Linked DNA regions of Homo sapiens: region 2 is linked to region 1. The links are chromatin contacts, found by Hi-C in ENCODE. All regions are on one chromosome and are shown on one strand. Each heading gives the region's core, a stretch centred on a gene start or an enhancer-like site at or near the end of the contact. The rest is flanking DNA. Distances are from core to core; before and after follow the strand shown. Region 1 holds the start of GORASP1 (golgi reassembly stacking protein 1). Region 2 has its middle 58 kb from the start of ULK4.

Region 1 (4,498 bases), core at 1,581-4,080:
ATATATATTGGCTTGGTTTTTCTGACAAGATCTTGGCAAAGAAGAAGGGTGTTTCCCCAACTCTTGGGATCTGGAGCATGGGCCCCTCCCACTGTCATGGGCTCTGCCTGCTTCCACTCAGTTGGGCCCAGGCATGGAGTCTTCTCCCAGGCCTCCAGGGGGAGAGGAGCAGCAGCCACTTCTCACTGGTTAACAGCATCTGCACAGCCACCAGGGCACATACCTCCTTTGGCAGCCCTTGAGGGGCTGTGTTATCTCTGGGGCAGGGCTTTCCTTCCCCTGGTGGGTCAGGCCTGGTTGAGCATGGTGGCACTCACCAATGATTTCACATCTTTTGTGAGCATAAATGAGGGCCATGGTGGAGCACAGGGACACGTCTGGGTGATGCCTGATGCTTTCCAGGTCACTGATGGCATCCTGGATGTGCTCTGCAAAGACAGTCCACATAGTTATACTCTCAAGCTCCAGGACTAGAGGACATGAGACTCTGTAGCTGACCCAACAGCTCAGCACTACTACCTGCTGGACTAACTGGTCTGAAAGGTCCCCAGTGACCCAAGTTCCCTGAAGATTGGGGCTCTTTGAAAGAGTTGCTGGTAACATGGTCCAGGCTGTTAGGGGCTGGAAATCTTGGACTTGAAAGGTTCACCCTGTGAGTACTTGTGGGGATATGTGTGAGGCTGCAATTATTAGCTGCGTCAGTTCTGAAGAAGGACCTCAGGCAGGGCATTCTCAGCTACTGCTCAAGAGCCACTGATTACATTTATCCCTCCATGTCCTCAGACATTTGGCCATGGGCTATTCTGCCAGTCCTCAGCCTAGGACCACCTTCTGAATGTCAGCCCATCTGCACCTGCATGGGTCTCACTCCTCTCCCTGTACCTGTACCATACCCACCTGTCCTCACACCTACCTCTTCCCCCTCCTTTGCCTGCATTACCAGTTCTCAGCTTCCAGGCCTGGAATTACTTCAAGAATCATGCAGCTATCTCTCCAACCACTCATTTTACAGAGAGGGAACCCGAGGTGCAGAGCAGGGATAGTCAGCGCTCTGAGGTCTCAAAAGTCAACTAGATATGGATTACGTAGGCCTCTGTGGATTCCCGTGGGAATCCAGCCGCTGAGTGTGAAACTGTTTTTATGGGACCATAACTAGGATACAAGAAGGCATCCAGGTGGAGCCAGAGTGTTAGGGCCCAGCTAGTGCCTGGGGTCACAAGACCAACACTGCCAAGTCCTTACCTTCTTTGAGGACTCCATAGGCTTTAAAGAACTTCAACACAGGGTCATTGCTGAATTTTTCCAGGCCCACAGCTGCAGCCTGCTGCACATGGTGGAAGTACTTTTCCTGGCTATAGTAAATGATCCCAGCCTGTATGAAGGAAGACATAACTGCAATAGCCCAGTCCCTTCTCTGTCTCTGTTCTGTCCCAGATGGGATGAGACCTGCTCCCTTCCCTATCCCCTGCTCCTCCTCAGTTCTGCAAAGGGAAGAGAAAGAGGAAACATTCAGGCCTCATCCTGTCCTCTAACAGCCCTGGGAGCAGCTCCATGCAGTTTTCCCAGGAAAGAGTTTGGAGGTGTTTGTTTGGGGGATTACCAACAGATTCTGGTTCAACTATGATGGGGAATTCAACCAAGGCTTTGTCTTAGGAAGGGAATAAGGGGGGAAAAATGAGGACAAATAATAAGAAAAATTATACGAATTGTAGTTACAAGTTATTGTGGGCTTCATATCCACTATCCTGTGCATGGTCCTCTCAGTATCTTTCACAGCTAAGGAAGCTTAAGCCCATGGAAACTACAGCTTGACAAAGGGGCTGAGATTTTAAAGTTAAGTTTCACTTCCTCTAAGGTTTGTGGGTGCTAGGTTGGGAGCAGATGTGGTTGGACTGTAAACATCCTCATGGGCCATATGAAAGAGCCCAGACACCATCCTAAGGGTAACAGAAAGCAGAATGGTTTTAAGGCGAGGGATGTTTTCAGATGTACATTTTTGCAACAACCACTCTGGCTGCTTTTGCATGTGGGGGGTGTGTGCCGTGGTGGCAGCAGGGACTACTGATGCTGAAAAGAGCCACAGCAGAGAAACCAGATGGGAGGGAGGCTGTTGCAGGCTCTCAGGGGGGAGAGATGGTGCTGGTTCTGGGCTAGAAGATAAAAAGATAAAAAGAAAACCCAGGAGACATCAAGGAGCTGGCATTTCTTGTAGACAGGATTAGAAGATGAGTATAGGGAAGAGGTATGAGTTAAGGCTAGGAGATTAAATGGTGAAGCCATCAACTGGGGTGGGAGGCGCAGGCGAGAGTGAGCTGGGTGGAAGAAGGGATGATGACAAGAAGGGATAATGATAGTGATTGGATGAGCTGGTTTGGGGTAGCTCAAGAAACGGGGATGCTAATTTGGGGCTCAGGGTGCGCAGAAGCCACCGGAGAAGACGCCCTTGCCAGGGGGAGTGGGGCAAGAAAAGGCAGGACCGCCTGATATAACTGAGGACAGCGAAGGGTGGCAGGAGAGTAGCAGGGCAGACGGTCTCTGGGTCAGGGGCGGGGAGTCACGAGGGAGCCCTCGGACAGCGCCCGGGCCACGCACCATAAGGGAGGAGTCATTGCTGCTCATCTCGGGCCGCTCGCGGCTCCGAGTCCGGGTCTGGTGGGGCGGTGCAGAGCGGGATTCCCGAGGCAGGGTCGTGGGCACTCTATCGCGGCGGGCGGTTGAAGGCGTTACAGTCCTTGGAAACCGAGCTGCTAGCCGGTTGCTAGGAGCGTCCAGTGTCTGGAGTGGGAGGAACAAAACGCCTCACGTCACAAGGCGCAGGAATCGAGCGCCGAGAGAGCGAGTCGGTGCTACTGGCGTCGGGTCGGTCCGGGTAGGCGCAGCGGGACTGGACCTGGGTGCCGAGCGGAGCCGCTGCCATGGGCCTGGGCGTCAGCGCTGAGCAGCCCGCAGGCGGCGCCGAGGGCTTCCACCTCCACGGGGTGAGTTGCCGCCGCGGCGCCGGTGACCTTGGCGAGGCGCCCGCAACCCCGCGCCCGGGCGTCCGGTCGCCGGCTGGCTGGCGACTGCGGCGGGGTCCCGGCCCGAGTGTTTCCGCCTGGGTGGCGGGAGGTGCCCCCTGCCCGGTGGGAGCCTCCTGGGAGAGGCGGCCTCGCGGGACTCCCGGACCCTGGCTAGTCCGCGGCCGCGGTCGGGCCCAGCGCCCGCCCCAAGTGCCAGCAGTGCCGGAAGCGGAGCGTTTTCCTGGTCCGGCCGCCGGGAATGGCGCTCCTCCCGGGTGAAGAATGCACCACTACCAGTCGGGACGCACTCGTGCACTTAGCACACATTTACGCTCGCCTGCCGCGGGCCGCTCTCCGTGCTGGGCCTGGGAAGAGAGTCAGCCACGCCGAGGACAGTCCCGGGGGCCGGGGTTAACCGAGTGGACGCAGCTGCGGGGGAGCCCGTCGGCGCGCGTCCTGCCAGTCGTAGGGTCGTAAGGGCTTCCGAGGGTAGAGGACCGGTGCAAACCAGCCACGGGATAGTGGGGAGCGGGAGGGCCGGGAGAGTGCTGCAGAATCCTCGAGGAGAGCGTTTGCAGCTGGGGAGGGTCCCAGCCTTTAGATGCCGCTACATGGAGGTCTGGGCGAGCAGGCTTCCGGAGAGTGGAGACGGAGTGGGGTTCCTAGAACGGAGTGTGCTGTGAGGGTGAGGAGAGGGTCCCGCAGCCGGATGGAGATTTGTGCCTGCGGTGAGGGAAGGGCTATAATGTAGGTGAGAGGGGCTGGGGGTCTCTGACCCCGGAGCGCTGCGGGGAAGAGGCGTCCCTGCACCCCCCCTTTCCCTAGTGAAAGGCAGCTGGATGCAGAGATGAGTGGAGACAGGCAAGCTTGTCGGTTTGTGTGTTTTGAAGGTAGGGTCTGTTGCCAGCTAACCACATGAGAGGGCTAAAAGTTTCTTAACGTGAAAACCAGGCTGGCTTGGAGAACCCAGAGTTGACAGGATTTGTGCTTGGGAATGGGCTTTCTTATGGTGAGACACCAAACAGCAAGCGTGGACAGTGGAATGCATCCAGCCAGGAGCGTCTTCCAACAGGTTTGATTAAAGGCAAAGGAACTCAGGATATTGGCAAGAGGAGGGGTGGGGCGATGATGGGAGCTTCGAAGACGGGAGGGGCCTGCCTGATGGAGAGGGACAAATTGGAGAGGGACCAGGGATCAGAGGTTGTCAGTCACAAAAACAAAGTTTTGAGCTCCTACTCTGGCAGGCAGAATTCTAAGGCTCTAGAGATAAAGCAGTGAACAGAACAAACATGGTCCCTGTTCTGGAGCTGACATTTGGATGATGGTAGGGAAAGAAGGGAAATGAAAAAATACATGGTAGGTGGTAATTACCAGTGATAAAAATAAAGCAGGTTAAGGGGATACAGAATGGTGAGTGGGTGCTATTTTTGATAGAGTGGTCAGGAAGGGCCTCTTCTCAAGTCACATTCGAACAGATGCTTCTGAAGGAAGTAAAGAGT
Region 2 (4,345 bases), core at 1,391-3,890, 2.9 Mb before region 1:
TATTTTTGGATGAATGGATCATAAGGAGTTCAGTAAAAACAATAATTATGGCTAACACAAATGCTTCCTCTTAGCCAAGCACATGTATAAATTCACATAATCCTCTTAATAACTGTATGAGGGCCAGGCGCAGTGGCTCACACCTATAGAATCCCAGCACTTTGGGAGGCCGAGGCAGGTGGATAACTGACCAGGAGTTCGAGACCAGTCTGGCCAACACAGTAAAACCCGTCTCTACTAAAAATACAAAAATTAGCCAGGTGTGGTGGCACACACCTGTAATCCCAGCTACTTAGGAGGCTGACGCAGGAGAATTGCTTGAACCAGGGAGACGGAGGTTGAAGGGAGGCAAGATCGTGCCACTGCATTTCAGCCTGGGCAACAGAGTGAGACTCCATTTCAAAAAAATAATAACTGTATGAGGTTATCATATAAGGTAATGATTCCGAAGCTGCCTGTCATAAACAGGAGTTGCTGGGTTCAACACACCTAAGCAACAATCTTACAGGGGAAAAAAGAACATGGCTTCAAACACATCAATGCTGTGCTGCATTGTATCTACACTGTTCAATCTGAAGGTTTTTACTTTTTAATTAATGAATGAAAACAAAGCTACTTCCCACTCAGGTACATAAAGCAATTGTACAACTGTACAATTCCCATAGTATTCTGCATTTTATTTAAAATATATTCTAGATGCAAAGGTTGAAATGAAATGCTCACTGTCTAGGTGACACTCTTTTATTCTCTACTAAGAAAGCCAGTAAACCAATTGTCTCAGAAATTCTGCACCCAAATGTAATACTCGCAGACACAGCACCAGTGAGTCATACACATAACAAATTGCTCATTTTCCTCCTCCCCACCTTTCCTCTAAATCATTATAATGCTATTCCTGAATCATAGGTTTGGTTTTTTGTTTGTTTTGAGTTTTTAATTCTCCAGTATAAAGCTTGCCAATTCCAACTTCCGAACATGACAAGAATCTGTCCCTTTAGTTTAAGTAAACCTCCAATTTTCTTCCCAGGTTTGAAATTCTTCAGTGCAGGCAAGGCCCACACCTCTGGATCTCACACTAAGTAAAAAATGCCCCTTGATACTATAACTGTCTTACTAGATCTCTTAAGATATCAGATTACCAAACTCCCCAACTGGAAGTCCAACAGGCAAACCAAGTTTACTGTGGGAGCCCTGTATTCAGAAACACAAGATGTAGCATACTCTTTTACAGAGTTATCTTTTTTTCTTCTGGAAGTCTCATATACCAAATCCAGAGAAGAATGAACACTTGGAAAACTTAATTTTTACTAAAGCTGAACATATGTCTTATGACCCAATGATCCACTCCTGAGCATATACCCGATAGAAATGAGTACTTATACACTTAGTTCATAGCAGCTTTATCCATGATAGTCCCAACTGGAAAAAAAACAAATGTCCATCCACAGGTAAATGTATGAACAAATCATGATATAACCATAAAATGGAATACCATCCCACACTAAAAAGGAATGAAGCACTAGTACATGCAACAAATGGATGAACATTGCAGACAAAACATTGAGCAAAAGACCAGACACAAAAGTACACACTATATGACTCAATTTACATGAAGCCCAAAACAGGCACAATTATCCTATGGTAATAGAGGTCACAAGAGTGGTTATCTACAAGGAGTTACTGGCAGTACAAGTGGTATATGTAAGTAAAATTAATGGAGCTAAGATAATTAAAGGTTCAATGCGTAAGAAATTAAAGGTTCTAGTTAACTTGTCAACCTTAGATGGTAATGCAACATGATATAAAATATTTGTTCCACAGAACACAGTAGCAACCAAAAGTCAGGCAGAAACCGAGACAGCATTGTCCCTCTCGTGAGCATTGTCCTCTTCCCACTGCTGTTCTCCAGCCAGAACACGGCCACCTGGTTCCACCATGAATCTGGACCGTCAGTCCCTTTGGCATGAACAGCTGAGCTGTCTTCAGTCACTCTCTCCCTGATTTTCTCATCACACTGAGGACAATCAATTCTTCTGGAGGTCAAAGGAATTTGTCTTCCCCACTCTCCAAGAAATATTTCCCAATGGTCCTCAGACAAACATAAATTCAAGGGTAGTTTCTGCTCTCATTGTTTACCTGCTCCTAAAGGTCCAAATTCCTGACTCAATAATACAGCTGAAGCCAAACCACTTCTAACATTATAAGGAGACATTTTATCTTTGGTCACATCTCAAATCTCAAACTGGAAATTATTTGATAGAAACCCATAATAAAAGGAGGCAGCCTACACTAGAGGCTGTGTATCTAGAGTAGGTTGTATCATATATGTTCTACATTTTGCAAAACTTAAAAACTGAGAGCTTACAGAATGTTAGCATAAAAAAAATCCAGACCCACAGCACACGTTGTTTATGTTAAAGAACTGCCTGGCCAGGTACAGTGGCTCATGCTTGTAATCCCAGTACTTCGGGAGGCCAAGGCAGAAGGATCGCTTGAAGCTAAGGCAGCCTGGGCAACATAGCAAGACCTCACCTCTACAAAAAAATTTAAAAAAGAAAAGAAAATTAGCCAAGTGTGGCAGCACGCATGCTACTCAGGAAGCCAAAGCGGGAAGATGGCTTGAGTCCAGGAGTTCAAGGTTACAGTGAGCTATGATCAGGCCACTGCACTTCAGCCCAGGCAACAGAGATTCTATCTCTAAAAAAAGCACTTTTTTATTGTACCAAAACAACCAGAGGAACTGATGGACAACTTCTAAAATCCCGTGGTTCTGTATATGCATAAATGCTTTATCTCTGTAATCCTGGAGAGAGACAAAAAAAAGTGAGATCCTATATCCCTATTCTAATTAATATGCTTTTTTTTTCTTTTTCTTTTTCTTTTTTAATACTCTGTTGCCAGGCTGGAGTGCAGTAGTGCGATCTTGGCTCAATGCAACCTCCACTTCCCGGGTTCAAGCCATTCTCCTTCCTCAGCCTCCCGAGTAGCTGGGATTACAGGCGTCCACCAGCACGCCCAGCTAATTTTTGTATTTTTAATAGAGACGGGGTTTCACCATGTTGGCCAGGATGGTCTCGATCTCATGACCTCGCAATCCACCTGCCTCCACCTCCCAAAGTGCTGGGATTATAGGCGTAAGCCACCACACTCAGCCATTAATATGCATTTTAAGTGACATAAATCAACCTGCATCTATGTAACGGAAGATAGGATTTGCTAATAGTTCATCTGTATCAACATAAATTAGTAGACGGTGACATCTTTTAATCAACATAATCATGTTATCTAGTAACTAATTCTAGTCATTAAGGAGGAATGCAATAAGTGCTCTGAATAGTATGCTAAAGAGATACTTTTCGAAAATGTCAAGCCACTTAGTCCACATGTTCACAGTTATTTTCTCCTACTTCTTAAAAGAAAAAAAAGATTTTTAAAGTCACCTGAGTACCCACAGCATGGTCTTATTTAACATTCAAATGTGGATAATTTATACTGTGATGGAGCATCCTTGTCGGATGTTAGTACAAAATCCACTTCCTCTGGATAGACTATCCTCTCCTGTTGAATGTCCTGGAACTAGAGGAGACCCTAGAAATAATCCAGCTCCACGATTCCCAAACTGGGGTACATGTGCTTATGCTGGGGATTCCCCAGAACCTCAGGGAAAACAAGGTACATTTTCCTTAAGAGCACTTTTTGACTCAGACAGCAATATTTTTTTTTTTTTTTAGATGGGGTCTCGCTCTGTCACCTAGGCTAGAGTACAATGGTGCAATAATGGCTCACTGCAGCCTCAATCTCTTGGGCTCAAGAGATTCTCCCACCTCAGCCTCCCTAGTAGCTGGAACTACAGGTGCACATCACCACACCTGACTAATTTTTCTTTTGTCTTTTTTTTTTTTTTTTTTGTAACAATGAGGTCTCACTATGTTGCCCAGGCTGGTCTCGAACTCCTGGGCTCAAGTGATCCTCCCACCTCAGCATTCTAGGAAGGGCTATTCCCAGCTTCACCTGTTACATAGCAAGAACCTGTCTCTATTTAAGAAAAAAAAAGTGTTTAAGGAAGTCCAAACAGGCTGCCTACAGGCACACTGCCTATGAGTTAGCCCTGCTCTGCAAGGAACAGCACTGTAAAATAAAAATAATAAATTTTGAAAACAAAAAAATTAAGTCCAAACAAGGATTTCAAGAGCTCCCCTCCCACCCCATTCCACCCTGTTTCACCTCAGGTGCACTATTAACAATAATAATTAAATAAATTTCTCACTATAATGAATCATACTACACAGCCTTTCATAAAATGCCTATCATAGCCTTTAAGCAGCTCAACATCATTGGTATTCTG

What was found. A loop is a pair of places that touch in the nucleus more often than their neighbours do. Pooled maps may share reads with other maps.
Region 2: a pooled map shows a loop between it and region 1 (2.3-fold over the local background). The contact joins the enhancer-like site here to the promoter of GORASP1 in region 1. A Hi-C loop is called at or near these places in 2 of 50 pooled maps.

What each region holds. Positions count from the first base shown.
Region 1 is chr3:39,105,959-39,110,456 of GRCh38, reverse strand. It overlaps GORASP1 (golgi reassembly stacking protein 1), which reads left to right and starts at 2,830. Exons shown (of 9, transcript NM_031899.4): 1 at 2,830-2,978. The coding sequence starts at 2,916. It overlaps TTC21A (tetratricopeptide repeat domain 21A), which reads right to left and starts at 2,777. Exons shown (of 29, transcript NM_001366900.1): 1 at 2,593-2,777; 2 at 1,243-1,372; 3 at 318-428. The coding sequence starts at 2,619. RefSeq lists a silencer at 2,881-3,200.
Region 2 is chr3:42,017,651-42,021,995 of GRCh38, reverse strand. It overlaps a transcript of TRAK1 not described here. Among named protein-coding and RNA genes, the nearest start is that of ULK4, 58 kb to the right of the region's middle. Within about 2 kb of position 2,640, at least 6 of the 41 ENCODE cell types and tissues checked have a DNase peak (open chromatin) inside an H3K27ac peak, as active enhancers do.